Regions from separate parts of the Homo sapiens genome. Here region 2 is linked to region 1. Evidence: read pairs that join two places in POLR2A ChIA-PET (ENCODE). Cell type or tissue: A673. All regions are shown on one strand. Links, peaks and the distances in the headings refer to the core of each region. The heading gives the core; the rest is flanking DNA. Region 1 has its middle 20 kb from the start of LINC02479. Region 2 has its middle 130 kb from the start of LINC02479.

What was found. Peaks named below come from ENCODE experiments on the same cell type or tissue, not always from the same donor. Only the 100,000 strongest peaks of a DNase experiment are listed, where the experiment ranks them.
Region 2: POLR2A ChIA-PET joins it to region 1 with 6 read pairs; 2 of 35 experiments call an interaction of 5 or more read pairs at or near these places.

Annotation. Positions count from the first base shown.
Region 1 is chr4:130,390,228-130,403,232 of GRCh38, reverse strand. No RefSeq gene overlaps it. Among named protein-coding and RNA genes, the nearest start is that of LINC02479, 20 kb to the right of the region's middle. In A673, for the core only: no CTCF peak of the experiment used is centred there; a DNase peak (open chromatin) is centred at 7,192; H3K27ac peaks cover 650 bases.
Region 2 is chr4:130,495,272-130,508,276 of GRCh38, reverse strand. It overlaps the pseudogene PGBD4P4 and the pseudogene GAPDHP56. Among named protein-coding and RNA genes, the nearest start is that of LINC02479, 130 kb to the right of the region's middle. In A673, for the core only: no CTCF peak of the experiment used is centred there; no DNase peak of the experiment used is centred there.

The sequences.
Region 1 (13,005 bases), core at 5,147-10,146:
ACTGCAGTTTTTCCTGGGCCCACAACTTCTGCCCTCCACCACCATTGCTTTGCTGATGTATGTACACATGGGTGGGTTTTGCCTTCCCTTTTCCATCAGCATGCATTTGTGTGTGTATCCGGCCATGTCACTACTGTAGAATGAGTGCATCCCACCTCCTACTGTACCAATGTAGCAGTCAGAGCCTTGGTAGGCACAGAGCCTGATATTGTTTGGCTCTGTGTTCCCACCCAAATATTATCTTGAATTGTAATATCATGTGTGGAGGTGGGATCTGGTGGGAGGTGACTGGATCATGGGGATGGTTTCCCCCATTCTGTTCTCCTGATAGTGAGGGAGTTCTCAGGAGATCTGCTAGTTTAGAAGTGGCAGTTTCCTCTGCACTCTGTCTCTCCTGCTGCCATGTGAGATATGCCTTGCTTCCCCTTCACCTTCCTCCATTATTGTAAGTTTCTTGAGGCCTCCCCAGACATGTGGAAAAGTGAGTCAATTAAACATCCTTTCTTTATAAATTACCAAGTCTCAAGCAGTCGTTTATAGCAGTGTGATAAGGCACTAATACAGAGCCAGACAGCCCCAACCTGCAGTGGGAGTGAAACTAGGCACAGAGAACAGCAGACCATCCTCTGTTCTGAACAACCACCCCTGCCTGTGGTGCACAGAGAGCACACACAGACCTGCACACACCCATGCCTTGACCCCATGCTACCACCAGCACCAATGCAATTGTGCACTGGGGCCTCCCAGCTCCCTGAGCTGTGCTGCACCTGCCACGTTGTGAACACCTGCATTTGAGGCAGGCACCCCAGCATCCACTATCATGCAGCACTACCACTGCCACTTCAGCTGGCATGTGCAAATGAGGTTGGATTCCTCTACCACCACACTGTGAAATGCTCTGGCTGGCCCCACCCATCATAGTGTAGTGACCAGTGGTCTGGGAGCACCTTGGCTCTCTTAAAGTAGTGGATTCCTAAACCGTGAAGAGTGAGAGAACAAAGTTGGGGCCCAATTCAAGTCCCACAGAGTTAGAGCATGCAGTCCAGGAGTTGGGAGCTGAATATTGGCTCCCTGAAATCTTCCAGAAGTGAAGCCAGCTGACTGATGACCACCTTACACCACAATCAAACCCCCAAGGTCATCAAACAGGAAAAAAGAAAAGAAACCCATCCAAAGGTCAGCAACTACAAAAATTAAGAAACATTAGCCCACACAAATGAGAAAGAAGCAGTACAAGAACTCTGACAACTTCAAAAGCCAGAGTGCCTTCTTTCTTCCAAACAACCACAGTACCTCTCCAGAAAGGGTTCTGAACTGGGCTGAGATGGCTCAAAAGACTGAAATAGAATTCAGAATATGGATAGGAATGAAGATCATTGAGATTCAGAAGTACACTGAAATCCAGTCCAAGGAAGCTAAGAATCACGATAAAACAATACAGAAGCTGACAGATAAAATAGCCAGTATAGAAGAAAAATGTAACTGACCTGATAGAGCTGAAAAACACACTAAAAGAATTTATTAATGCCATCACAAGTATTAATAACAGACTAGAACAAGCTGAGAGAAGAATCTAAGAGTTTGGAGACTGGCTTTCTGTAACGAGACAGACAAGAATAGAGAAAAACAATAAAAAATGAACAAAACGTCCAAGAAATATGGGATTATGTAAAGAGACAAAATCTATGTCTAGTATATTGACTTTGGAAATAAAAGATAACATTCTATTTATAGCATTCTGTTTTTAATAGTGGTATTTCCATTTACAAAATATGATAATTCTTGATGGTTGAAAATTTTAAATCCTAGAAAACATAGCATTCCTACATGCAATGTTAACATTGTTTATGAACAGTTGTTGGTCAAAGATTCATTTGATGAATCTGATTTTTCCAAAATAGATGATTCTGACGATTCATACAATTTTGATGTTAGTAATGTTTAGAAATAGCTCCTAGAAAAGTTTTTATATTCAATTTTTTTAATATTTTATTTTCAAATTGAAAATCAAATTTGCTTCAGCCTCACAGAGCATTTTCATACAAAATTAAATGAGTGCTGGCAGCGAGCTGTACCTTCTTTTTTTAAATGAAAAAGGGTTAAAGAAAAAGAAATTGTAACACAGAATTCATATCCAGCCAAACCTTCATAAGCGAAGGAGAAATAAGATGCTTTTCAGACAGGCAAATATGAGGGAATCCATTACCACCAGACCTGCCTTACAAGAGCTCCTGAAGCAAGCACTAAATGAAAAGGAAGGACCATTACCAGCCATCAAAGAAACACATTTAAGTTCACTATAAAGCAACCACACAAAACAAGTCAGCATAATAACCATTTAACAGCATGATGACAGGATCAAATCCACTCATACCAATACTCACCTTGAATGTAAATGGGCTAAATGCCCCCCATGAAAAGGTACAGAGTGGCAGGCTGGATAAAGATCCAAGACCCACCGATAAGCTGTCTTTAAGAGACCGATCTCACATGCAATGACAGCCCTAGGCTCAAAATAAAGGGATGGAAAAAATCTACCAAGCAAACAGCAAACAGAAAAGAGCAGGGATTGCAATCCTAATTTCAGACAAAACAGACTTTAAGTCAACAAAAACTGAAAAAGATAAAGGGTGACACTACATCATGCTAAAGGGTTGAATTCAACAAGTAGACCTAATTATTCTAAATAGATATGCGCCTAACACAGAAGCACTCAGATTAATGAAGCAAGCTCTTAGAGACCTTCAAAGAGACTTAGACTCCCAAACAATAATATTGGGAGACTTCAACTACGCACTGACAGTATTAGACAGAACATTGAGGAGGAATATTAACAAGGATATGCAGGCCCTAAATTCAGCATTGAAACAAATAGCCCTGATAGACATCTACAGAAATCTCCACCGATAAACAAAAGTGTATACGTTCTTCTCATCACCACATGGTACACACTCTGAAATCAACTACATAATCAGACACAAAACACTTCTCAGCAAATGCAAAATAACTGAAATCATAACAACCACTCTCTTGGACCACAGCACAATAAAATTAGTGACCAAAACTAAGAAAATCATTCAAAACTATGCAATTACAGAGAAATCGAATAACCTGTGCCTGAGAGACTTCTGGGTAAATAATGAAATTAAAGCAGAAATCCATAAGTTCTTTAAAACAATGAGAACAAAGATACAACATAACAGAATCTCTGGGACACAGGGAAGGCAATGTTAAGAGAGAAATGTATGGCACTAAAGGCCCACATCAGAAAGTGAGAAAGATTTCAAAACAACAACCTAACATCACAACTAAAAGATGTAGAAAACCAAGGGGGAAACCAACCCCAAAGCTAGCAGGAGATAAGAAATAGCCAAAAGCAGAGCTGAACGGAAAGAAATTAAGACAAAAAAGATCATTCAAAAGATTGACAAATCCAGGAATTGTTTTTTTCTAATTACTAAAATAAATAGACGGACAGCTAGACTAATAAGGAAGAAAAGAGAGAAGACTGAAATAAACACAATTAGAAACAACAAAGGGAATATTACCACTGACCCTGCAGAAATATACATAACCACCAGATAATATTATGAACACCTCTGTGCACACAAACTAGAAACTCTGGGAAAACAAATGGATAAACTTGCAGACACATACACTTTCCCAAGACTGAACTAGGAAGAAAGTGAATCCCTGAACTGACCAATAATAAGCACCAAAATTGAATCAGTAATAAATAGCCTAACAACAACAACAAAGCCCAGGACCAGAGAGATACACAGCCAAATTCTATCAGATATACAAAGAAGAGCTGGTATCATTTCTACTGAAACAATTCAGGAGTAACTGGTTCTATGAGGCTACTATCATCTTGATACCAAAACCTGGCAGAGACACAACAAAAAAAAGGAAACTTCTGGCCAATATCTTTGATGAACATTGATGCAAAAATCCACAACAAAATACTGGCAAACCAAATTCAGCAGCACATCAAAAGATTTACCCACCACTATTAAATATGCTTTATCTCTGGAATGAAAGTTTTGTTCATTACATGAAAATCAATAAATGTGATTCATTACATAAACAAGACTAAAGACAAAAACCATATTATGATTATCTCAGTAGGTGCAGAGAAGGTTTTCAATAAAATTCAACACCCCTTCATGTTATAAACTTTCAATTAACTATGTTTTGAAAGAACATATCTCAAATATTAAGAGCCATCTATGACAAACCCATAGCCAACATACTGAATGGGCAACATCTCCAAACATTCCCCTTGAAAATTGGCACAAGACAGGATGCCCCCTCTCACCACTCCTATTCAACATAGCATTGGAAGTCCCGGCCAGAGCAATCAGGCAACATAAATAAATAAAGGGCATCCAAATATCAAGAAAGGAACTCAAACTATACCTGTTTGCAGACATGATCCTATATTTAGTAAACCCCATAATCTCGTCTCAAAAGCTCCTAAAGCTGATAGACAGACAACTCAGCAAAGCCTCAGGATACAAAATCAATGTACAAAAATTACCAGCATTCCTATACACCAACAACAGTCAGGTAGACAGCCAAATCAAAAATGCAATTCCATTCACAATTGCCACACAAAAATAAATAAATAAAATACCTAAGAATACAGCTAACCAAGAAAATGAAAGATTTCTCCTAGGATACCTATAAAACACTGCTCAAAGAAATCAGAGATGACACAAACAAATGGAAAAATATGCCTATGGATAGGAAGAATCAATATTGTTAAAATGACAAAATTGCCCAAAGCAATTTATGGATCCAATGTTATTCCTATCAAACTGTCAATGAGATTCTTCACAGAAATAGAAAAAAAATTTAAAGTTCATATGGAATCAAAAAAGAGCAAGGTAACCCTAAGCAAAAAGTACAAAACTGGAGGCATCATGCTAGCCAACTGCAGGGCTATAGTAACCAAAACAGCATGGTACTTGTACAAAAACAGACACAGAAATGTAGACATATGGAGCAAAACAGAGAGCCCAGAAATAAGGCTGCACACCTACTGCACAACTATCTGATATTTAACAAAGCTAACACAAACAAGCAATGGAGAACAGGGTCCCTGTTCAATAAATGGTGCTAGGGTAACTGGCTAGCCATATGCAGAAGATTAAAACTTGACACTGTTCTTAAACCATATACAAAAATCAACTCAAGATGGATTAAAGACCTAAATGTAAAACCCAAAACTGTAAAAACACTGGAAGAGAACATAGGCAATACTATTCTGGACCATAGAAATAGGTAAATATTTCATGATGAAGATGCCAAAAGCAATTGCTACAAAAGAAAATATTGACAAATGGGATCTAATTCAACTACAGAGCTTCCACACAGCAAAAGATACGATCAACAGACAACCTACAGAATGGAAGAAAATTTTTTGCAAGCTATGTATCTGATGAAGGTCTAATATCCAGCATGTATTAGGAACTTAAACAAATTTACAAGAAAAAAAACCATACAACCACATTAGAAAGTAGACAAATGACATGAACACTTTTCAAAAGAAAACATACACGCAGCCAACAACCATAAGAAGAAAAGCTCAACATCACTGATCACTGATCATTAGATAAATGCAAATCAAAGCCACAATGAGATACCATCTCACACCAGTCAGAATGGCCATTATTAAAAAGTCAAAAAATAACAGGTGCTGGTGAGATTGTGGAGAAAAGTGAATACTTACATACTGTTGGTGGGAGTGTAAATTAGTTCAACCATTTTGGAAAACAATGTGGCGATTCCTTAGAGACTTAAAATCAGAACTACCATATGAACCTGCAATCCCATTACTGTGATATACCCAAAGAAACATAATTATAAATATAAATTGTTCTATCATAAGGACACATACACGTGTATGTTCACTGTAGCGCCATTCACAAGAGTGAAGACATAGAGTCAACCTAAATGCCCATCAATTGTAGACTGGACAAAGAAAATGTGGTACGTACACACCACGGAATAATACTATGTAGTCATAAAAAAGAACAAGATGATGTCCTCAGCAGAAACATGGATGGAGATGGAGGCCATTATCCTTAGCAAACTAATGCAGGAACAGAAAACCAAATACCACATCTTCTCACTTATAAGTGAGAGCTAAGTGACGAGAACTCATGGACACATAGAGGGAAACAACAGACACTGGGGCCTATTAGAGGGTGGAGGATGGGAGGAGGGAGAGGGTCAGGGAAAATAACAAATGGGTACTACAGTTAATCACTGGGTGATAAAATAATCTGTACAACGAATCCCCGTGACACAAGTTTACCTATGTAACAAACTTACACGTGTATCCCGAACTTAAAATAAAAGTTAAAAAAGAAGAAAACTTTTATGTTATTAATTTAAATTGACAGCGATTTTCATTCATTATGAAACAGGAGGTAACACAAAGTATAAATTAAAGGGAAATAAAACATTATCAAATTAAATCTAACAGCCATTGCTTAATAAAAAAGAAAGGCAAGCTTCTTTATCTTCTTAATGATATTGTTTAAGTAGACATTACAAACTAAAGTAAAAATTCTGGGAAAAAACTTACAATGAGGAAGATCAAATGAAAAACTAACAAGTATAAAATTAATACATCTTCATTTAATCCATTTTCATGTATTTTATTCCTTACAATTGTTCCTAAGAATGTATGGGTACTAAATATTGTGGGCATTAAAGGGAGGTAGATCAAGTACAATTAACCCCTATTTAAGAATATTTCAGTTAGTGTTGACCAAACTGAATTTATTTCATGACAGTCATTGATTAATTCTACCCTACTCCTGGTTTCTACTTTTTTTGTGTACATGACATGCAGAGGCAATGCGTACTAAATAAAGACAGATTCAGACTCCTACATTTTCAACACAAGTTTAGAGGCCAACTATCCTCAACACGATTTATTTATTTAAAGAATATGTTCAGCATGGATGAATTCCAGAGCATGCAGTATTTTGCTCTTCGTTAATAAAAAATATTTTTGGACAAACAGCTTACTTTCTAGCATTTGTTCATATTGACTGAATTGCTGGGATTCCAGATTTACACTAAAGCAATCACTGCTAGTGGTGAGTCAACTTTATGTCCTATTTCTCCATGACTAAGTTTAATAGTTTGTGTGTTTCCTTTCTGAATATACCGGATATATCATGGCCAAAATATGTTTGTCTAATTTTGTTATTCATGCTAAACTTCTCATCTGTCACAATCATGAGTTTGTAATAGTTATTATAACCAAGAACACTTTGAAAGTTAACATTTCCCTGTGTTTCCTGTTTCCTGACTTCTTTTAATGCAATCTTTTTGCCCACAAATTCAAATAAAGCACAGTGTATTCTACTTGTGAGTTCATAAGTTGAGCATCATCTATATATATGTATATAAAAAATATATATATATATTTTTTTTTTTGAGATGGAGTCTCACCCTGTCACCCAGGTTGGAGTGCAGTGGTGCGATCTCAGCTCACTGCAAGCTCCGCTTCCAGGGTTCATGCCATTCTCCTGCCTCAGCCTCCCAAGCATCATATTTTTAAAACTACTTTACATAGGCAAGTTTTGTCAAATAATATTTAAATAGAGGTATTTATTATGAGTCTGTTACAGGACAATTGACAATCTTGCTTGATTCATCTAGCAGCTTTAAATATAAGATGCTATTGCTGAATGCATACACACTCAAACAAAGGCACATGGAAAAACAGAACAGTATATTTATAATTGTAAGCAACGTAGAAAGTTATCAGTCTGATGTTTCTTCTCATTCCATTCCAGAATGTACCATAGTTGAAATGAAATTCTGAGATATACTTTGATTTCAGCTTTGAAGAGAGAATTGCTCATTTTTTAGTGGTTACAGTGTTTGCCAATGAAAGATTTATATAATTTAATTTTTTCAACTTCAGTGCCTAGTAATAGGGCTGGGAGGTATTAACGCAGGTAGTAGGAAGTAATATCTGTAGTCTTTTTAAAAATTTTTTTCTTTTCTTTTTTTTTTTGAGACAGTGTCTTACCTCACTCTGTCACCCAGGCTGAAGTGCAATGAACATGCAATCTCGGCTCACTGCAGCCCCGCCTCCCGGGTTCAAGGGATTCTCGTGCCTCAGCCTCTCAAATAGCTGAGATTACAGGCGTGTGTCACCTGACCTAGCTAGTGTTTTGTATTTTCTAGTAGAGTCAAGGTTTCACCATGTTGGCCAGGCTGGTCTCAAACTCCTGGCCTCAAGTGATCCACCTACCTCAGCCTCCCAAAGTGCTGGTGTTACGGGCCTGAGCCACCATGCCTGGCCTAAATTTGTTTTAATAGAATTTATTTTTATTCTACTAATAATCCCACCTCCTGCTCAAAGGAAAATGGATTTACCATAGAATAATATATATTCAAAACAATGCTTTGGGGCATGTTTATTTGGAAATGAGCTACTATGTATTAAAAGATGCATGTTCATTTTCTTTGTTCTTTCTTTGATGTTCTCTGTTACTTGATACTGAGCAACTTGCTGACCACAGTATCTCCTTGTAGTCTTCTGAAATTCCTTCTCCCTTGTGACTAGACAGTTATAAAACCCTGTATTACTTAGAAATGTTTGGTTTTAATGGAAACCCAAATTGTACTTGCTTCAGTTAATTTTTTTTGAAAAAATAATGTATTGACATATAACTAAAAATTCTGGTTTCAGGTAGAGAAAGACTAAACTCCCAATGATGTTCTGAGGGTTCTTATATTGTCATTCTCAGCTTAGTTTATCAGCTCATCAAAGCGGTACATACTTTTCTAAAAACTGTAGTGCTTGGAAGGCTGAGGCACAAGAATCATTTGAACCCGGGAGGCTGAGGTTTCAGTGAGCTGAAATCATGCCACTGCACTCCAGCCTGAGTGACAGAGTGAGACTGTCTAAAAAAATAAAATAAAAAAATGAAAACCATGGTAACAAGTCTCTGGTAAAATGTTAACCCAGTTTTCATCAAATTCTGAAACAGATTGGAGTTTGGACTAGGCTGGTTGACTGTGACCATATTTTATTTCACCATTTCACTAAAGATCATGCAGAAAAACAGGCATATCACATGAGATAGAAGTACAAAGGAATGAGGAGTCAAACATTGAATTGTATTATTTAGCTATTTCTGCATAATGAAAGATTCTAAACTAGTTGGTGTAAAACAATGAACATTTATTATTTGTGTTAAGTCTATAGTCATCTGGGTGATTCCACTGATAGTTGGATTCAACCTATCTTAACGGTGCTTGTTCTTATGTCTGCAGTTATCTGTTGTGGGTTGAGTGGACCTGGATCACATAACATGGCCTTGGCTGTTATGACTTGGCTGTGCTCCACATTCTATCTCATTCTGCAGCAGAAGAATGTAGACTTGTTCTCACTGCAGATGAAGGGCTTCAAAGCAGAGAGTGGAAAAAACAGAAGCCTCTCAGGTCTAGGTTCGGAAATTACTTGTCGTATCTACTGCATTCTACTGACCAGGCCAGGCCATCCCAGATTCAAGGATGAAGAAATAGACTTTGCCTCTTAATGGAGGCACTGCAAACTTATAATGCAAAGGGCATAGATAGAGGGAGTAGTGGAAAATTAGGGACATTAGTACAATTAACCTGAAACACCAAGAAAGGGAGAAAGTAAAGCTGGGCAGGAGAAATAAATTTAAAAAGATGTCTTTACTGCTGACTTTAAATGTGGACTGTGGCTTTTGTGGTTAAGACCCCACTTAAGTTTTTGGCTTAAGGCTCATGCCAAACTCAGCTTTATAAGGTCCCACAATTCTTCCAACAAAAATAATGGCTTCTCAAAGATAATAAAGCAGTACTTTGTTTCCCATTAGTTTTATCTTTCTTGCCTATATGTTCTTCAAGAGCCCTATAAGGAATGTGTATTTTTCAGAGAAGTTGTGGGTGTCTCTGTGCTACATGCCATTAAAAATCAAAACCCAACTCTGATTTCTAACTTTGGCTGAAATATTAATCCCACTTGTCTGGACTCTATAATTTATCTAGAGCATTTACAAGAGTGACTTTTTAGTTCTCAAGTAACTCAGCAAATAATGTATTTATTTTGTTCCCTTTTTTTCAAAGAAAAAATGGAACTTTCCAAATTAGCATCTAAGCAAATTGGAGACACATTGGGGAGGGCTGGCCTACCAACACTTTTTAGTCAAACATAAAATAGGCAACCGCTACTATATGGGAGAATGTGAGCAATAGTTCTGGGGTGAAGAAATCTTCCTCAATGTGACTGAAAATACACTTAGTGCTAGAGAAGTCTAGGCACTAGGTCAGATCCAAAGGGCAAGTATTTTAAATTAATGAAATTTCTTTCTTTTACACCAAGCTTCTACAACCTGTGACCCAATGTGGCCCAGGACGGCTTTGAATGTCATCCAACACAAATTTGTAAAATTTCTTAAAACATTATGAAATTTTTTTGCAGTTTATTTTATTTTTATTAATTTTTTTTAGCTCATCAGCTATCATTAGTGTTAATGTATTTTATGTGTGACCCAAGACAATTCTTCTTCAACTGTGACCAGGGAGGCCAAAAGATTAGACACCCCTGTTTTACATCATTGTTAACAGGATAATAAATTAGGGCATTGATAGGTATCAGAGGATTTTTTAATTTTATCATATTATTTTATGTATCCGAATTTATATATTTTCAATGATTCCAAAAGTGTGATGCAATTAATATTCTTACATAGTGTTAAATACTAATTTTAAAAATAAACTTTATTTCAACATATCAGTGTATTACAGCTTTAAATAAAATAGTGTTATGATGAATGAATTACATTTTTATGGAATAATATGCATTTTTCACCATTTTAAAAGAAAGTTAAGAAAAATTCATTAATGAGTTTATTAGGACAGGGTGATATCTTAAAGGATATATTGATAATTCTCACTTCTGCTCTAATGTTTGCAAAGAAATTAAATATTTTATTTATATGAATATCTAGAAATAGAAAATGTTAATATATTCATTTTTTAATGTTGTGTTTTGTGTTTAATTCAACAAGCAAATATTATTTATAACGTTTACATTCATTCAGCATAACATCCCAACTCTGTGTTAATAGCATTTTTCCCACTGGGAAGGATTAATTAGTAAAACTTGAGAAACATATACCATAAGAGAAGACCTGTGCAGTGTTCTTGTTTTAATTAAGTCATAATAACATTATCCAAACAGGTTGCCATTTTCCTTACAGAAGACTCAACTCAGCCTCTAAAATGATGTCTTGAATGATTGTTCATTACCAGGGTGTTAGCCAGTGTGTAAAGGATGATGACCTCAGTCTCTCCTTTGACAAAATGGAAGCTCTTATAGCAGAAAACAGCACCACAAATAAGACATTTTATGGAGATCTTACTTTACTCTCTACCCATATAATTCTATAAAGTGGAGGGGTAATTTACTTTGAAGAATACATTTGCACATCCAAAGATTCAGGTCCATAAATGTATTAAATAATGCTTACATACTTTCACTGAGGCATAAATGGTCAATTGTATTAAAAGCAGAGACAACCAGAAACTTTCTCCCAAAAAATAAAATAAATTACCTAATTCTTGAAACCCATAATGTAACACAAAATAATTAATGTGGAAATAATTAAAGAAAAACAGATTCAAAGATTTAAATATAAAATTACTGATTATTTCTTATATAATTTATTGTCCATATATGTGCATTGTATTTTAAATTCTAATTTAGTTTTCTGAAAATATGTTTTTATATTCTTGAATACAGCTGGAAATTAGAGAGCACTACCATGTTTGCAAATATATTCTGATATGGAAAAGGCACAAGATTCTACATAATCCAAAAACAGAGGGTCTTGCATCCATTTTCTGGATAGTTCAGCTGAATACAGATTTGCTTTTATTTTTGAGGGTAACACTTTCATAAACTAAATAGACTTTAATTCCACCTGTGATATATGTGGATGGAACCTAGAGGCACATTACATGTAAGGCTGAAATTACTACTGCATGATAAACTACCAGAGAAATGTATTCATTCTTTCTAGCTACTAATTTATTACTCAATATACTGAATAACCAATGTATTAAATTGAGCTCTCTGAGCTTTCTCTCCTCTTGGTCTTCCAATTAACAAGTTGGCAACAGCTCAAACTCTTATCTGACTCACTGTGATATTAAATCCAACATGGTATAGTAGGGATATATTGAATTTTATATTTTTACTTTTGATTAAAATTTGAAAATTTATCATGCAATGTTGTTGTTCGGGGATAGAAAAGAGTTTGAAATATTTCTGGACGGGAAAAAAGTGTTAATTGAATGCTTATTGGTTAGGTTATTTAAAACCATTCATGATAAGAAATCATCAGAATAAGCATGCTTTACTTTACCTTGAAATAAAATTAATTTCATTTTAAAGTCTTTTAATGTTCCTTAATATTGAATATACAATGCTGAGATAAGTAAAGTGGTATTTATTCACCATTTCTCAGGCAAGTTTAAGCAAAATTGAAAATTTTAATTGCATCTGATTTGACCATTGCTAAGATGATTAGTTTTTCTTATCATAAGGACATAATTTTAATATTTACTTTTGGAATATGAGTAGAAAAATGAGGAGAAAGGATGAGCAAGAAGGGAAGGATGAAGAGGCAAAGGAGGTCAGTGGGGAACAGAAAGTTGAGAAAGAACAGAAAGAAGGCATTGTTATAGTTTAAAATACATAACTTAGCTATCAATTCATCACTAATACTAAGCCTACACAACATGGCAGTAAGTTGTACATTAAGATTAGAAAGTTAATTTTCATGTATAGAAGGTTGTTCTGTATTCACACCTGAGATGGCTATTTTGACACTTAAGATTTTTTAGTTTGTGAGGCTTTAAAAATATTTTTCCATGTTTTTTTATGTGGAAAAATACATATAACAAAATTTGCCATCTTACCCATTTTTAAGT
Region 2 (13,005 bases), core at 4,169-9,168, 110 kb before region 1:
AGAATGGGAGATCACAGGTCTGGGAAGTTTGGATAGAGAAGTGGAGAAGGTAGGGTGTTCAAGGAGTCAGATCAAGGATTCAAGGGAGGTAAACAGAGGTCCAAAGTGGTAAAGAGAAGAAAGGGGAAGTAAGGGTGATTATAAGAGGGAAGTCTTAGAGGAGCCAGTGTGGCATGATCCCGTTTCCCAAGAGGTCATTGAAGTCCTAAGTTTTTTTTTTTAATGAAATATTGCATTTTTGAATATATTGAACTGAATCAGTGCCTTACTAGTGAAGCACATAACTTGTTGCAGAAGAAGAGAGATGGTGCCAATTGATTAAAAATTACCCATGGGATTAAGATAATTAAATAAGAGATAAGATCTTTAAAAACTGGGAAAAAGTACCACTGAAATATTCCCTTGCAGGGTCCCCATCCTAGCAGCCAAAGCTCAACTCCCATTCCCCAGTGCAATCCTCACTAGAAGAGCCAAGGAAATAACCTTGCTCAATCCTCACTATAGGAACAAAGGAAAGACATAAAAGGTCTCACAGGAGGGTCAAAGAAAACTCTCTGCCTGAAAAAAGTAACATCAACTCCTTACTGAGCTTCTACAGTAAGTACAACTGCAGTACTGGATTAGGAGGTGAGACTCACCACCAGGGACCCTGATTTCCCTAGCCAGGTAAAAATACAAAAGATCCAAGAAGCTGGCACAAATACCTAGGAGAAGAAAGTGGGATCCCAGGAAGTCAGCACTCCACCCAAGTCACAATACCAGAAAACTGTCAAACGAAACAAACTCAGGCTTAGGTTAAAGAAAAAAAAAAAAAGAAAGACTTCATTCCAAAGACTACTACCACAGGGGAAATACTCTGACCATTAGAGCTACAAGTACCTTGCAGGTCAGAAAGAAGGGGCTTTCCTTTTATAGGGAGGAATAGTTGATGCTAGAAAGACCAGGTATGGGGGAATGGAAGAGCAGATGGTGTGAGTTTTGATTAAGGAAGGTTTTTCTCTGCAGACATATGACTCTCAGGTGGAGCCATTATGGAGTTTTTCTGTGTTTCAGAGCTTGTTTAATCTCAGGAGAGAGTCAAGGTTCCAAGGTCTCCAGTCAAGGAGAGAAGCCTAACTAAACTTCAGTCAAGTTAGAGGGCATTCTTTGCAGATTGGCTAGGGGACAAACAGCTCAGCTAAATATTAATGAGCCAAATAATGGGAATTTGAAGGGTCTATGTCTGGCCTTTACACAGGTAAACAAGGGTATCATCCACAAGCCTTAGTTAAGTCATATGGAGAAGGGCCATTCTTTTTAGTAAACTATATCCTGGAACTCAAAAGGGTGGGAGTTTCTGAATCACTATTGTTTTCAGGAGGAGAGGGCTCAAGTAAATTTCAACATTGTCAATATGAAGTAATTATAAAAACACATGTAATATTTGATTACTATTTGAAATATCAAAATTGAGTGTTTTCTAAATATGAATCAATGATCATTTAAAAGTGAATAATTTACTGTCTATGACCATACCACTCTGAATGTGCCCAGTCTCATCTGAACTCAGAAGTTAAGGAGAGTCTGGCCTGGTTAGTACTTGGATGGGAGACTGGGTGCTGTAGGCTTATAAAAAATTGGTAAACAATTATGAAATTGACTAAAATATTGGTGTATCTAATACCCAGGTTTTACAAAACCAACAAAGGCATTATGATGAATAACAAAAATTTGTAACTTTCTTAACTATCCAAAGAATAAAAATTTTATTAACAAAACAAAATTAAAAGAAGTCATAAAACTTAACTGTGAAAATAAGATTGAAATAACCTTTTCTATGAATACACAAATATGCGTTACAGAATTGGCTCAACTTTTTCTTAAAATTCTGACAAAGCTACAGAAATAATAAAATAGTCATGGCTTTCAACCTTGGAAATTTTAGTTTCACTTCCAGTCTCTCCATATCAGCGAGTTTAAGAATAATGAAAAATTTAACAATAATTAATGGGTCTTTAAAATGTTTCTTCAGTTGAAGGAAGGCATATGCTAATTGCGTCCCTGCCTGGGTAGAAGCATGGGAAGTGTACAGAGAAGAAATCTATGTGAGCTCAACCACGATGTGAACATCTATAGTTGTTTTCACGGAGTACACATTGTTTGCAAATACTTCGTATTAATTGTGATTTGCTCATAAGAATGTTTACTTTCAATTCTGGGCCTAAGACTAAATGTTAAAGCTTGTATTTCATGACTAAGAAGGGAATTATTCTGTCAGGCTCAGTAACAATCATAGCAGTTATTTGATTACTAGGTTGAAGGTTTTTTTTACCTACCTGGAGCTGTTATTTAAATTATACTTTAAGGTTTTATTGTCTTGACTCTTAACAATGCCAAATCCATCTCCCATTTCAATTCTCTTTTTCCCTTAAGTCGTATCTGTCCTTTTGCTTTATTTCAAGCAGTAAGTCTATTAAATACTATGCACAGAGTCCACAAATTGCTACCAGAAGTCACTGTTTATTGCTACTAAAAAATCAATTGCAGGTTAGATATTTAAATGTGATTATTTGGACATTGTATATGTTGGCTCCAAAATGGTATCCTATATAACCTTTCTTACTAGTTATAAAAACAAATAAGTTGGAGAAAACTATTATGATAGTTGAATATTGGAATTAGCATCATTAATTTCAAATAAAACATGAATAATATTTTTCAATATAATAGTTTTTTAAACATTAAATTGAGGACCACTTTTCAAATTTCAATCCAGTTGATAAGGCTTGATGGAAAAGTGAATAAAACTCTGTATTTGATAATAAAAGGTTGGAGTATTTCTGGTTTTGTCATTTCCTAAGTAAATTTACTCTATCAGTTTTTAAAAATGTAACTCAAATAGAGGTATAATACTAGTTGATAACACTGTTATGAATACTAAATCAGATCAAATATGTCATAGAGCAGCTGAGATGATTTGTAATATTAATGAGGTTAGTTTAAATATCATACATACCCCAAAAGTCTTATTTCCTGCTTAGTGAAAACGACTTATTTAAATACATGATAAAAGAGTTGCCTCATTAAATACAATAATCTGATTGGAAACTGGTCATTCTTAATCAGAATTATCAAGTGCTTTTGGTGCTGAGCAGATCTGACCAGATTATTTCTAATAGTGCAGTGCTAGGAATAAAAGCCAGCATACTTTTACATCTAATATTGAAATCACTGTAAATGTTCTTTTGCTGGTATTATAAATGTTGCTACTCAAGGTTCGTTCATTCGTGTATGGTTGAATAGGATAAATAGGATAAACTATTTTCCTCCTCACTTCCCTAGCCCCACAAGAACCCTGACATTGCCTTCTGGCCAGAATTTGGCTAACATTACAACTGGGGATGCAGTAGCCTCAAGAGGGTACTTGAAATTACAACTACATCACGCCTGTAATCCCAGCACTTTGGGAGGCTGAGGCGGGCGGATCACAAAGTCACGAGATCGAGACCATCCTGGCTAACACTGTGAAACCCCGTCTCTACTAAAAAAAAAATACAAAAAATTAGCTGGGCATGGTGGCAGGAGCCTGTAGTCCCAGCTACTCGGGAGGCTGAGGCAGGAGAATGGTGTGAACCTGGGAGGGGGCTTGCAGTGAGCCGAGATCGTACCACTGCACTCCAGCCTGGGTGACAGAGCAAGACTCCATCTCAAACAAAAAAAAAAAAAAAAGAAATTACAACTACAGCAAGTAAATACTATGAACCTAAACTGGAGACTTCATGAACATAATGGAAAGGGAATTCAGGCAGTCTAACCTTACACAAAACCTAATAACTAGTCCAAATATTGCTCACCAGTGTCATTCAAGGCTTTACTTTCTGGTTTTCTGCTGATACCTGTGTAACAGACAGTGGCAACTTCTTATGTAGTGCCAACTGCAGCCCTGAGACACGATGGTGAAGGTTGGAGTAAACGGATTTGGCCATATCAGGTGCCCGGTCACCAGGGCTGTTTTTATCACTATCACAGTGGATACTGTTACCATCAATGACTCCTTCACTGGTCTCAACTTTATTGTCTATATGTTCTAGTATGATTTTATCTATGTCAGGTTCAATGACACAGTCAAGGCTGAGAACAGGAAGCTTGCCATCAAAGGGAAGCCCATGTCTATTTTCCAGGAGTGAGATCCCACTATCAAATAGGGTGATGTTGGTGCTGAATATGTTGTGAAGTTCACTGGGGTATTCAGTATCTTGAAGAAGACTGATGATCATTTGAGGGGTGGAGCCAAAGCGGTCCTCATCTCTGCCTCATCTGCTGATGCCCCATGTTTGTGATGAGTGTGAACCATGAGAAACATGGCGTTTCCCTCAAGATCTTCAGCAATGTCTCCTGTACCACAAACTGCCTAGCACCCCTAGCCAAGTTCATTCATGACAACTTTAGCATTATGTTGGAACTTATGACCACATTCCATGCCAATACTACCACCCAGAAGACACTCTGGGAAACGGTGGCATGACACCTGTGAGACTGCTCAGAACGTCATTCCTGCATATACTGTTGTTGCCAAGGCTGTGGACTAAGACAACCCTGAGCTGAAAGGAAAGCTCACTGACATGCACTTCTGTATCCCCACACCCAGTGTGTTGGTTGTGGATCTGATCTTTCATCTGGAAAAGCTGCCAAATATAATAGCATCAAGAAGATGGGGAAGCATGAATTATAGGGCACCCAGAAGGCATCCTGGGCTAAGCTGAAGAAGATCAGGTTGTCTCCTGTAGCTTTAAAAGTAAAACCCACTCTTACACCTTCAATGTTTGAGCTGGCATTTTCTTCAACAACTATATCATTAAGTTCATTTCCTGATGTTACAGTGAATTTGGCTGTAGTAATAAGGTGGTGGACCTTGTGGCCTACCTGGCCTCCATGAAATAAGAGCCCCCTGAACAATCAGACCCAACATGAGTATGAGAGGAAGAGAGAGGCTCACAGCTGGCAAAGTCCCTGCCCCAAATCAGTCCCCTAACACACTGAGGATATCCCCTCCTTGACATAGTTTTTATCTCTGACCTCTTGAGGATGAGGGACTTAGGGTGCCCTACTATACACAAGAAAAAGAAAAAGATAACTTTCCTGATATAGGACAGAAATTCCATTTTAAAACATATAAACACTTTTCAAATACCTACTTAATGTCTTCCAGAACTTTATCCCACAGACTATGTTGGATAAGGTGTCCCTGCCTGGCAAAAAATGTACATGCGGTGCTCTATCTCTAATCCAGAAGTATTAACATTTCTTTTTGTTACCCTACAATTTTTCACATATGTTCAATCTACCTAGATTACCTTTTTTTCAATGCCTTTCAATCTTGTGAACTCCTACTCAACCTTTAAATTTTGGTTCAAATATCTTCTTGCTTAGATAAGTGTATATGATATCTGTAGACAGAGTTTCTATAGCATTTGTCATTTTGTAACAGTTATATTATAGTCTTCACGAAAATGATGAAGCATTGTATTATTTTCATCACTTTTCAATATCTCCACCCTATCACAGTGCCTAGCATAGAGAAGATTCCCAATCAACATTGGCTAAATAAGTGGTGGTTTAATAAATATTTCTTTAGGATCTACTATGTAACAGACATTGTTCCCGGTGTTATAAACAGAAGATTCAACCAAACAGCAGTTTGTTTTGTAAGTGTGTGTGTTTGTGTTAACCTCTATTGGGGGTCCTAGTTGGCTTGTTCATCCCAGGAACCTGAGCATTTCAGTTTTGTTAGGGTTAGATTCCGACAGGCCTTTCTGTGCATGGAGTCCTGAGGAGCCCCTAGGGAAATTCTGTAATTTCCCAAGTTGGAACATATGATAAACTGTAGTCTTTTGTACTTACACAGTTAAGTACAAAAATAGAAACCTCCTATTCTGATATACTCAAAAAGAATAGAAAAATGTCCTGAAATAGGAGATAAAAGCAGACACAGTAATGACCAGCCTAGAGATTCTTGATTGGCAGTACTTCTAAGCAAAAAAAATTATCCAGCACAGGGCAAATATCTTCTAGTTTCCACCAGTGAAAAAAAAATTATAAAATGATAAGTGAGTCTCCCTACTGACAGAGAAGTTATAGGAAGAAAAACTTACATGAAATGTTCATATATAAAAACATATCATGGAGGTATTAACTTGATTGAAGCAGATGGTAGAGGCACCATAGGTCTACCACTTTGACATTTGTCTTATGTCCTAAAAGCCCATCATTACATTTCTGGGCTTGAGAAGCACTACTGGAAAATCATACTGTATGATTTGAATTACTATGAACAGATATAGGTTCATATATATATATATATAATTCATATATATATAAAATTCATATATATACACACATGTATATATATATAGTTAAATAGTGAAAATGAGGAGGACATTAGGTGTGAACAGGTTAAATTACCTTGCTAGTAGATGATCATTGTATATACCAGGGAGATGACTTCTACTCTTAATTTTCTCAGCCATTTAAATTAAGATAGGATCTTCAATTATGTTCTCACATATCTTTCAACGTGTTTTGTTCCTTCCATCTCCACTTGTGTGGCCATCATTCAAACACTGTCATTTCTCACCTTATAATAATGTTGTAACTGATAGCTACATGTTCAACCTAGTGTCTTTGAAAATTCTTCTCCATATGAGCAGTTCTGAACTAAACTGTAAGGATACTCTTGAATCAGTGCAAGGTAAAGAGATAGAACTACTGTTACTGACTTATTCAAAATCGGAATGATCCAAATATTATGCTGTAGCTCATGCTGCCTGTCTCCTTAACATTCTTTAATGGTTGCTAATCTTTTACATGATAAAATCCAAGCATCTTATCATGATCCATTAGTCAAAGTAAGCTAAGTTGCCTTGTATTAACAAATTAACCCCAGCTCTCAGGGGATTAACCAAATAAGACATTCATTTTTCACTCATAGAAATCCAACATGGGTCAGTACTCTCCTCCATCTGCAGCTACACTATATGAATGTTTGGTGTCCTCCAAGATTGCTCTAGAATAGGAATAAAGGGCATATGAAAAACACTTGTCCTTAACTGCCCAGCCTAAAAGTGACTACTTATGTTGTCTTTTTGTGAAATCTATGTCGACGAAAAGATTCAAATTCTATAAAATATTTTATGAGATTTATTCTGAACCAAATATGAGTAACCAATGGCCCATGACATAGCTCCAGGAGCTCCTGAGAATATGTTCCTAAGGTGATCGGGCTGTAGCTTGGTTTTATACATTTTAGGGAGACATGAGACATCAATCAGCACTTTGGGAGGTCAAGGGGGACAGATCCCCTGAGGTCAGGAGTTCAAGACCAGCCTGGCCAACATGGTAAAACACTGTCTCTACTAAAAATACAAAAATTATATGGGTGTGGTGGTGGGCACCTGTAATCCCAGCTACTCAGGAGGCTGAGGCAGGAGAATTGCTTGAAACAGGAGGTGGAGGTTGCAGTGAGCCAGGATTGCGCCACTGCACTCTAGCCTGAGCAACAGAGCAAGACTCAGTCTCAAAAAACAAAACCAAAAATAAAAGTAAATAAAAAAGACATCAATTAGTACATTTAAAGTGTACATTAGTTTGGTCTAGAAAGGCAGGACAATTGAATGGCAGGGTGGGGGAGCTTCCAGGTCATAGGTAGATTCAAAGATTTTCTGATTTGCAAGTGGTTGAATGAGTTCAGTTATTGTCTAAAGACCTAGATTCAGTAGAAGGGAATGTCCGTGTTAGTAGAGACCAGACTTCCCATTATGCAGACACAATCAATAGAAGGAAATTTCTGGGTTAAGATAAGAGGTTGTGGAGACCAAAGTTCTCATTATGCAGAGGAAGCCTCTATCTGAAAAGCTTCAGGAAGAACAGATTGTAAATGTTTCTTATCAGAGTTGATCCTTTCTGGATCAGGAAAAAGGCTTAGAAAATGAAAGAGATTCTCTTCAGATGTAGACTTTCCCCACAAGAGACAGCTTTGTAGGACTATTTCCAGATATGGCAAAGAAGATAATTTGGGGTAAAATACTTTGATTTCTTTCCGGGTCTGCTATCTGTCATGTGATGCTATTCTAGAGTCAGGCTGGAATCTGATATCTTATTGCTACAAAAGTTCTTCTTTGTCAGTCTTGAAATCTGTTTTAATGTTAATGTTGGTCATCTGTGCCCAAATTCCCAAAGGGAGGAGGGAATAATGAGGTATGTTCAACCTACACTTTCCATCATGGCCTGAACTAGTTTTTCAGGTTAACTTTGGAATGCCCTTGGCTGAGAGGAGGAGTCCATTCAGATGGTATGTGAGGCTTACAATTTTAGTTTTGGTTTACATATATTACATGTAATATATGTGACTTTTTTCACTAATGCATAAAATTATTTGAAATAAACTCAATTTCAGGTTACCAGGAAGAGGCTTTCTAAATCTCCTTAAACAGCTGTGAAGAGTAAAATAAAAAGAGATTGTCAAATGTCCCTTTCATATCTGGTATCCAAAGTCTTTCTTGATGTGCCCTCTATTTTTCAGCTTCATATTTTTCCATTGTCTTTAACAGATTTATTTGTTCTATCCACAACAGTTATCTGTTACTCTCAAATGCATTATGCTATATTTTATGCTTTTATGATTTAGAAAATATCTGAAATGCCATCTTAACTATTCTCTTCAGCCCCTCTGTTTTCCTACAAATATCTTATACATATTTAAGATTAAGTCATTTTGCTTTCTTTGCCTTGCAGTTGCTGAGCCAAAGAGTTGTTATCTGAAAGATTATTTAAGATATGTCATTCTGAGAATAAGAAAGATTGGTTGGCAAGAAAGATATTGTAGAACATAAAAGAAAAAGGGAGGAAAGGAGAAAGCAGGCAGGAGGGAAAGAAGGAGGCAAGGAAGGAGGGAAGAAAGGAAAGAAGAAAAGAGAAAGAAGGAAGGAGGGAAAGAAACAATTAGATTTTTTATCAAGATGTTTAGAGAACAAGGACATTGACGGAAACTAGGCATTACAGGCAAGAACATGGAGAAATAGGGAAAGAAATATTTGGTTGAAAACTATGTTATTAAGTCTTTAGAGAAAGCAAAATTATTGGGAGATTATAAATACAGATATAGATTGAGTTGTATATAAGATAGAATGATAGAGGAATAGGGTAGATAGAGAAATAGATAGATGATAGATGATTTTATTACAGAAATTATCTTATACAATTGTGATGGCTGGAAAAGCAAGCCCAAAGTTCTGAGGCAGGTGGTCAGAAAGGGAAGATGTAAAGGAAAGAAAAACAACTGCAAGGCCAGCTGCTGCTTAATGCGGTTCAATGATGTGAGTCAGAAGATCAGCAAAAATTAAGTGATGGATGAGGTACCAGAATGTAGAAATGTTTTACAGTCTTCTTTCTTTCTGTTGTGTGGACACTCTAATTTTAGTCCCCCTTTAAAGAGCTTTAAGCCAGCCAGCACAGGATAATCTCCCTTTTGATTAACTAAAATCAATGGATTTGGTAATTTAATTACATCTGTGAAGTCTTTTCCCAGTAGCACCTAAAGTTTGATTGACTAACTGGGGAAGATATGTGTATGATATAAAATGGCTGATGGATTCCTTCAGCCTTTCAACTCTTGGAAGAATCTCTCTTGCTTCCCATGCTAACTGGGGACACCCTAGAAAGGGAATTTCATGGGTTTTAGTTCAGCCTAGACAAGTTGACATGTTGCAAAACAATAAAGTAAATGAAATCCATTAATGCTGTGTACACTGGAATAAAACTTCTCAGTATCATCACTGATACTATCCCAGACAGAATGAAACACTCACTCTTTCAGCAGAGTTTTACATTTATAAGGTCACTGCAAACACTCAATTAGTGAATACTGAACTTTGCTAAGGAAAACACAGAATTAGGTTTCTGTTAGCCTCTGGTCTCAACATTTTTATCAACTGAAATATAGGTTCATTTGCAACATTGTTGTAAAACAATCCAGACTCACTAATGTTGAAAATCCGCTCTTACACATAACCTTTTTTCTCTATAACATTTAGCAGGTATTTAAAAATACTTCTGCAGTCTCTTGATCTACCGAACCTGTCCCATCTGAAAGTTTGGCATTGTTCATGCCGTATCACCATTTGAGATATGATAGCTAGCTGATACTAGCCAAAAAAATTTAACATTTCCTTAACTCTGTGTAACGTGACCGTAAATTTCTTTGGCCGTCAGCCTCATAGCAATACTGTCCAGTACACTTTTAAAAAAATTTTGTTACCTTCTCTTGAACCTACAAATTTTGTCACTTTTCTATCTTTTTCATATGTTTAGCACCCTTTGTGGCCATGAAAAAAATGCTATTCACTTCACCTATGCCAAAGATCCACATTATTGAGTAAGAGACTTAGAGTGACAGCAGTCTAAATATTGTCTATTGATGATAATACACAAGAATATCCGTGTGTGAAAATTTGTTAAACTCCATAGGAAGCACTCTGTAGAAGTATTTCCAATGAGTGGGAGGCTCTCATAGCCTCCACCTTCAAACTGAGGGGCGGTGTGCATGTTCTGCAGGGATTTTAGGCGGGAATAGAGAATATTGAAACACAAACATTTATGTGAAGGACAATAGGAGATAAAGTTGTATACTCCTATATTAATTCAAAACCACAGGATTAAAAAATATTAGCCAACAACTTATTTCTTTCTCAGTACTTTTAAGAGGTAAGTTTTTAAAATAGTAAATTTAAATAATAAAGTTCTCCATATTATTTGTGCAATAAAATAAGAGGGATTAAGAAATAGATATGAGTAACTCCCACCTACATCAACCTAAACATGAGAGAAAGTGGAAAGTGGTTGAACAACTAAAACCCAGGGACCAGGGTTATTTTAAAAACTAAATTTACTCAGATCTATTCACTGACCCAATTGTCTATGGAGTTTTTGCCCTCTAGACAAACACACAAATTACTTCCAGAAAAAAAAAGAACTGTGGAAGCTGAAGAAAATTGTTTTCTAACCTTTCTTGGCAAAAAAGGAAAAATACGTGACTGATATTCTACACAAGCACAGGAAAATCAAGTGCATTTTAAGCTATTAAATAAAAATATGGTTATATTTGCATGTGTAAGTACACATTTCTAAGTTTTTATTTAAAGTGAATATAACACTTTGTAAATAGAGTTGGTACTAACAGAAAACATAAATATAATTTATGTTATAGTAATTGCTTTTCCAACTTCTTTCAGAGTAGCACACATCCTTTTTAAGAAATCACAATTTGGATTTATTTTTGAATTTGTTTTCAATTATGAGGATGTTGCCTCCAAGTAGGATGTAAATGTAGGACTTATTCCTGTAGAAACAGTTCAAGGCGTCCAAGGTAGGTTTTGAGCAGCTGAAAACAATAGCAATAGTAGGCTAACAAAAAATAGGAAGAGAAGTATGTCTTCTCAGAAATTGTGAGTAGGCACAATTTCAGAAATGCAGTAAGGTCCAAATGTCCTCTAAATATCTCCCCCACTAATATTTGCCATCGTATCTGGAATTACTGTTATTAAAGTCATTATTTGTAGCTGAAATACTGTTTTCAGGTAGTTTAGTTTAAAAATACATATTTGCAGACATAGTGGTTCTAGTAATAACAGCAACAACAATAATAATAAGATGGTGATGATATACCACATTTATGCCAGGCATTCTTAGCGATGCTCTACAATGCTTCTTTCTTCCAACCTCGCACATCTCTTTTCCACATCATCACTCATAGCTAATGACTTTGCTTCCTACTTCAGTAAGAAAACAGGAGAATTTAGAAGAAAACATCAACATGCTTCAACTCCTGCATTTATCCACTTAGTTTTATCTATGCGATTCACTGTCTCAGTGTGCTGTCCCCATACATAGAATAAGCTCGATCTTATTTAAGGTCAACCTCTCCACCAGAGCACTACTTCCTATGCTAGCCCCTATAAAGGCCATCCCTCCCTTCTCTCCTAATCAATTTTTCCTTCTCTACTGAATTACTCTCCTCAGCTGACAATCATACTGTTATTCATCCTTTTTAAAATCATTATAATTCTTAATTTCACAGTGCCTTCAAGCTACTGCCCTGTTACTCCTGCTGCTTTTCTCTTTATAGCAAGCATTGATGTTCCACTTCCTGCCTTCTCATTTCCTCTTGAACCCATTTCAATCTGACTTTCACGCCTACTATTCCGACAAAACTGCTGAATTGAGGTCACTAATTTACTTTGAAAGCTGGCGCGATGTCTCACACCTGTAATCCCAGCATTTTGGGAGGCCATGGTGGGTGGATCATGAGGTCAAGAGATTGAGACCATACTGGCCAACATGGTGAAACCCTATCTCTACTAAAAATACAAAAATTAGCTGGGCATGGTGGCACAGGCCTGTAATCCCAGCTACTCGGGAGGCTGAGGCAGGAGAATCAATTGAACCCGGGAGGCAGAGGTTTCAGTGAGCCGAGGGGATCAGGCCGCTGCACCCCAGCCTGGCGACAGAGTGAGACTCCGTCTTGGGAAAAAAAAATGTAGTGAACACTGATTATGTCCAGTGGGTTCATCCGGTGATCATGTAGTCCTTATTCTGTTTTAACTAGCAATAACATTTGATACAACTGATTACTCTCTCCTCCCTAAAATACATTTTTCACTTGACTTTCAGGACAGCTTATACTCCATTTCAGTGCTTCCTCACTGCCTACTTCTGTTTCCTTTGTTGCTTCCTTCTAATGGCAAAAAATGCTAATCATTTAAAATTTCCCACTTAGAAAAAAAAGTGCAGCTCACTGCCAGCACTCATTTAATTTTACATAAACACGCTTTTTGAGGCTGAAGCAAATCTGACTGACTTTGAATGTGAAAATAAAATACAAAAAAAAAATGTTATTGGAGTTATTTCTAACCAGAACTTGTCTCTAATTCTAATGTAATGTAAATGTATATGATGATCAGTATTGAAATTTCT